2 separate regions of the Homo sapiens genome follow, and region 1 is linked to region 2. The links are chromatin contacts, found by Hi-C or POLR2A ChIA-PET in ENCODE. All regions are on one chromosome and are shown on one strand. The core of a region is the stretch at or near the end of the contact, and the rest is flanking DNA. Distances in the headings are between cores, read along the strand shown. Region 1 has its middle 190 kb from the start of LINC02756. Region 2 has its middle 150 kb from the start of LINC02756.

The links. A loop is a pair of places that touch in the nucleus more often than their neighbours do. ChIA-PET counts read pairs that join two places held with the same protein, here RNA polymerase II (POLR2A). Pooled maps may share reads with other maps.
Region 1: a map of ascending aorta shows a loop between it and region 2 (6-fold over the local background). The contact joins two enhancer-like sites. A Hi-C loop is called at or near these places in 5 of 168 maps with a recorded cell type or tissue (CD4-positive, alpha-beta T cell, Caco-2, ascending aorta and 2 more), 1 of 37 single-sample maps with no recorded cell type and 4 of 50 pooled maps. POLR2A ChIA-PET finds 5 or more read pairs at or near these places in 1 of 52 experiments (H1).

What each region holds. Positions count from the first base shown.
Region 1 is chr11:91,980,777-91,983,856 of GRCh38, forward strand. No RefSeq gene overlaps it. Among named protein-coding and RNA genes, the nearest start is that of LINC02756, 190 kb to the left of the region's middle. Within about 2 kb of position 1,380, at least 4 of the 41 ENCODE cell types and tissues checked have a DNase peak (open chromatin) inside an H3K27ac peak, as active enhancers do; they include ascending aorta, where a contact is called at or near this core.
Region 2 is chr11:91,946,012-91,949,141 of GRCh38, forward strand. No RefSeq gene overlaps it. Among named protein-coding and RNA genes, the nearest start is that of LINC02756, 150 kb to the left of the region's middle. Within about 2 kb of position 1,385, at least 3 of the 41 ENCODE cell types and tissues checked have a DNase peak (open chromatin) inside an H3K27ac peak, as active enhancers do; they include ascending aorta, where a contact is called at or near this core.

The DNA.
Region 1 (3,080 bases), core at 130-2,629, 35 kb after region 2:
CTTGGTGGGAAGGACTCTGAGGGAGCTTTGTCTCACTTTCCAGCATAGAAGGAAGCACAGGTGTCTTCTTTTCAAGGAACTCCTGTCTGGGACCCCTCTCCACATCTGACCTCTGACTGGAGGACAATGCAAAGGACCAGAGCCTGGGCTGGCTGCCCCACTATCTTGTGGGGAGGTTGAATCAAAGGAAGTTATTGAGCTTCTGCTTGCATGAGAAGCACCAAGATGAGCTGTCTTGCTGTCGTGGTAAACCTACTGACTAAGGATGGAATTGGCCAGACTGGAGGGACTCCAGGGGCTGACAACAGATCAACAATGGTCATTGGGCCATTTGCACCTGCAACATCACAACATCACAGCCCGATGGTCTTTCTTCCTCAGGGATCTGATCATCCAGGAGATTCTAGATCATGCTTCTGCCAAATGTGCCACTTAGCACATCAAGAATGGAAGGATATTTTTCAGAACCTTCAAGTTCCTCCTCAGTCAACCTTTGGACATTTTCTTTTGTTATGTTGTCAAATTTTCTCAGTTGACAGAACTCTCACTTTGAGATACTGTAAGTCAGTAATTTCACCACATTCCAAACTCCTCTGGATCCATTATGTAAGAAGTCTCCATTAGATGCCTTCAGTATATTCAACTCCAAGTTTTCATGATCCATGCTGTATTCCCCTGAAAAAAGCAGCTCAATCACTCACCATTAGCAAGTGTTCATCTAAAACTTAATCTGACTGTCTTTATTATTAGGAACTAACTCCATAGGCAGTTTAGGGTTTTCTAAAGTTTTTCTTTCTCTTTAAGAATTGAGTCCATTCTTCCCTTCCTTTTTTTTTTTTTTTTTTTTTTTTTTTAGGTTCTTGTGAAAGCAGCTACCTGCTTCTCTGAAGACTGGAATTTTACTGTCTGCCAAAGCTGTTGTCCATTCTTTTGATGGGTTTTGAAGGACATTTTCTTTGTAGATACTTGAGGTTGGACTTGCTTTGTTGAGTCTTCTAAGGACTGAGTCTTACCTGTAATGTCAGTCACCAGCCAAACATGCGAACATTTAAATTTATCTTTTTTCCATACTTTTAATAAGAGTTTAGGACAAAGTAAACAGTATAAGATCTTTATCCTTGGTCATTACATTTGCTGGACCTCATAGTTAATTCTCAGTCTAACTTCCAGTACAATTGATTTAAGGTCTGCAAATTCACTTTCAATTTAGCTAAACCTCTCAAAAACTTAATGTTTTTCCTCCAGAAGGGCAGAAACTCTAATGGATAGTTATTTGAATCTCCTTGCTTTGTAATAAAACGTCTAAAGCACACAACCCCCCACTATGACTAAAAAGGTCAGCATGTTCCACCACATTCTTTGGATTTGGGCCTGGGCTAAGCTTCCCTGGAAAGGCTGTTACTGCCTGGCACTGAGCCTTCAAGAATGGTGTCATACAGAGCATCATGGCCATTAATGGACCCTCTATGGCTCCATGGCCACTGCTGAGTCATTTTAGGTTACTAGGATCTTGTGCCTACAATAGACAACAAAGTGCTATGGTGAGTATTTTTCACATAACCTTCCTAGTGCCTGGCAACCAGGGCAGACCTCAGTGGAGGTGAGGGAGGGGACAAGGAAAACAGTGCCTCCCAACCTTCTGCACTTCTTGACCTACGAAACACTGATCATGGCACACAATCTCTACTATGTAAGCCAAAGGGATGATCTGTGGTTCTGGCCACCCTCAGCTCTTCCTGGCTGCCCCAAGAACTAAGGAGTAAAAGTTTTTCTACATGTATAACCATTCAGGGTCACTGGTTGGGAAGCTCCCTGGTGGATAATTTGCAAGCCCCCGACACTGGCCACTGCGCTTCTTTCTCCTCAATAAACTTTTCATTCTGTGGCCTTGGAGACCTAAACCAGCCCACAATGATTGGAAAAGACTCCACCTCTCAGTGCTCTTTTTTGTTTGTGTCTGGATTAACTTGAGTTTGTGTGAGGAAGTATGTGAGGAAAAATTATTAGGAGTTCCTCCATGCTGAACCTCCAGCTGAAATGAGGTTCCGGCTCATTTTACTAATTTCACCTTTAAAAGATGAAGAAGAAATACACAGAATTTTCACGTCTATTGCTGTTTGCAGTTGAAGAGTAGAAAGTTCAGAGAGGGTAAGTGACTTGCCTAAAAATACGTGGGTATAGTAGGAACAGAATCCTACACTCAGGTTCAACATCTGTGCCTCTGCTCATCAAATAACCAAATTGTCTGCTGTAATCTCCTGTTAGCCATGTGATAAAGAAAAAGGAGCAATGAATGCTTTATGTTGATCACCTGGCTGCTTCCTGCCAGACTTATCCCAGAATTTAACAAGAAGAGCAGATTCTAAACTAAATCCAAGCACCACGCCATAAGATTAACCTAGAAAATAGAGGGTCCAAACGTAGTGAAAACTGCATTGATTATAATTTAGAGTCCCTGCATTGATATCCCAGCTCCATTATATACTTATTTTAACTCCCACAAACCTCTTGCTTTGCTTATCTGTAAAATGGGACTATTGTGAGGAGCACCGGGCCTACAATTGGTCTTAAATGGAATTTAGCTTCATTCCATTATTCACTTTTATACAAATGGAATCTGCACAAGATGGAATTTTATGTGCTAATAATACATTTTTACAGTCATTCTCATTCTTGTTCACATGTTAGAATCACCAGGGGAGATTTTTAAAAATACTGATATCTGCATCTCCAATACCAGAGGTCCAGACGTGATTGATGTCAAGTGTTGCCTGAGTATTGGGATTCTTTTAAAGCTCTCCAGGTCATTCTAATGCACAGCCAATCTTGAGACTGTGGTCTGTTAAAAACTATTATCAAATGATCATTTGTAGATACTAAGCATTGTCACATTGTAAAGCATTAATCCACACAACTACACAGCAAATACTATTATTCTACCTATGAAGAAATTGAGGCTCAAAGAGAGAAAAATTTTTTCTAAGGTTATACAGCTAGAAAATAGTGGTGGAGAGATTTGGATTTGGGTCTCTCTGTCTTTGAAGTCCACGCTAATAGCTACCAGCCAATGCTGTGAAGGC
Region 2 (3,130 bases), core at 135-2,634:
TCTTCTTAATGATACAAGGTTATAGCTTAAAATGTAGAATATTTTATGGAAGGTCTTTGAAGGCGAAGGGGATGTAAAGGTTTCTCTCCTGATATTCTCAGTGGCTTAGCCCTGGCTTTCACACTTGCTATGTCTGCTCATTTTAGTACCTCTCTAAACTTCACATCAGCTATCACCTGTTCTTACCAATCTTACAAATAGTTAGTGCTTGCATTGTATTTACCTTCTTATGTTCCATGAGCTAAAAACACAAATTAAAAACTAGACAAAATTGAAAGATAATCAAACTTGCCAAACAAAATGTAACATTAACTCTAATATTAACTCTGGGCAAACTTCGGGTTGCTAAGAGAATGCGGTGACCTGCTTCTGGGTCTTGACTATGCTACAGGTAATAGATACCCCCATGTAAGTTTCTCTGAATAACTAAGAAGCAACTGCGTTTGTACTTTATCTTTTCCTTATCATGGGAAATATCTGATCTCTTCAGCAAATTTTTGGTAACAGGCCTCAATTAGAGCCAGGAAGTCCTGGGAATTCCCCTGACAGCTTGTCCACAGAAACCATCTGGCCCAACAGGGAAAATCAAAATAAGTCCTCTCTGCCTTCATCATGAGCCCAGATTAGCAAAGAAGAAAAAATTTCCTTCTCAGGAAGACTTACCATTAAATTTAGTCACTGACTTTCAGACACCTTCACTGCATAAATAGACTAAGACAGATTGTTCCCAGAGCTTCTGAAAAAGAAAGTCAGATAAACTGTAACAAATTTGAAAAGGAGCCAAAATAATTAATAGAAACTGTTTCATTGCTGTCTTGTTTCTCTTCCTAATTAATATTTATGTGCACACATTCCAGAGACATTGCTGTTTGCTTAAGAATACACTATTGCAATATTGTTGGCTACAGCTGTTTTTGCAATAAGAATTCATTGAGCAGCCTAAAATTGACAGATTAATACCCTGGTAATTAAATTTCCTAAATGAGAAGAACTATTTCTCTCCTCCTAAAAAACAAACAAAACAAGTATAGTAAGAACTAGGGGTGCAGAACGATTATAGATCCTAAAATACCAAAAGGAGTTTTGGTCAGAAAGATGTGTGAGATTTTCATCTTCAAAGAGCTGTAATAGGTTGAAAAATCACCAGACTGAGGTCTCATTTCTAGGGGCGGGAGGGGCAGGTGGTGCAGGTGGCTATGAAAAGTCAAAGCCTTTTGCAGAAGGCAGTGTTTGTGTTGGTGGTAAGTGCTGAATGTCTTTACAATGACTTTGTTATGACAGCTCTACACTAATAAATTACAACCAGTGCAACCCCTAATCGGGAAGTTTCATTCATGCCAATGAGTCATGTGAGCTTGTGCCTGTAGCAGGCCAGTTTTAATGTAATGGCAAAGGATCCAGAAGAGTCAGGAGGGGCCACCCCTGGAGCATAATACTCCTAATTACAGCACAGTTAAATTGCATCTGAAAACCTCACCACTCCACCCCACCCCATCCTGTTCCCACCCTGCCATACACGTGGGAAATCCAATTGTGGTTTGCAGTGAGAGACCAAGAGTCATCCAGACCCTTCTCCAAACAAATAACTTTCCCAGCTTTCTGCTGGCAGGCTAGATTTGGCTGCAATCATCAACTAAATTCCAACATTTTTGTTATTTAACATTTGTGTAAAACTTCCTTTCTTCCAAGTGCTTTGCAGTCATCAATCAGTTATTAGCCAGCTTGTGATGGATGAGTGTGCAGTTCCTAAATTTTACTCTGCACCAAATAAAGCAGTAACTCTCTCTTTCCCTCTCTACCTCTTTCACTTCCCATCTCTCCTTCCTTTTCTCTCCCTCTGTCCCTCTCTCCCTCTGCCCCTCTCCTCGTCTCTTCCCCTTTCTCCTCCTCTTCCCCTTACTCTCTCCTTTCCAGTCAATCCCATCAATCCAGTCAGGCTCTTAGTCCTGTGAGGAAGCTCTTTATCTTGGCAAAGGTGGGCCTCCCAGAACCTCTGACCACCTCCATTCAGCAGAACCACATCTCTTACACCACTCCCTGATGCTACACAGTAAAGTCCCTTTTCATCACCAGGTCTGTCAGTCACACTAAATTGGTAAATCATTTCTCTTGTCAGATGTTTCAGCCTGGCCTCCCCTGCCCTTCCAGACACTGATAATTGAGAACAAATAGTGTGTTAACCGCTTGTTTATTAATAAAACATTTGCCTCCCCTAACGCAAGCAGTAAGTAATTTGAAGTGACATGGCTGTTATGTTCACAGTTATTTCTCAGTACCGCTGAGAAATGCATATATTTATCTCTGTTTTGGGAAGCCCAAATTTACACCTTCAGTTTTTCATTAAAGGCACACATCTCCCCTTTGTAGTTTGTCTGCCTTTCTCAGCTGCCTGTTTTGGTTTGTGTAATGCCCATAGGTACCTGTCACTGGGAAGACTTGGGGAAACCCAAAGAGAAACACTGGGCATTTTGAAATCCGGCCGAAAGCACTGCACCATCTTTCATTCCCTGTTCAAATGCGATCTCTTCATCACAAAAAGATGCCAACTCCTAGTCAAGGTATTATTTCATTATGTACTCTCAATGATACTTGATCTAATTTCACTCTTTGTCTAAAAATTGGTTTAGTACCGATTGTACTCACTTGCAGCACTATCAAGGGAGACTACTGACTCCAACCCCATCGTCAATTCTCAGCATTCAGGCTGGTTTTAGCTATCTGTCATGCAACTCCTTTTTATCCAGTCACTTCCTCTAGGTTACTTTACCACCCTCAACTCAGTTAGGCCTAATCCAAGGAACAATTATTTTTTTTTTCCTACCAAATGTTCAGGCTTTCATTTTTCCCCTTTTCCTAGCTAATACTAACAGTTGAACTCAGAGAATATTCCTGCAGCATTCTCACTGACTCCAATTAATTCACATGCATAAGAATCTTACTTTCTAGCATCTTGACTAATTGCTTATACCCAGTTTCTACTTGAACTAGGCCAAAAAAGAAATTAAAGTATCATAAAGAAAACCTCATCAATGTTTTCTGTTTGTGTTTTTTAGCATACTTGAGCTTCTGAATGTGCTTTTCCCAGAAGGATTGAAGACCAAAGGGATCACCCTTTGGTCCTGAAAGGACA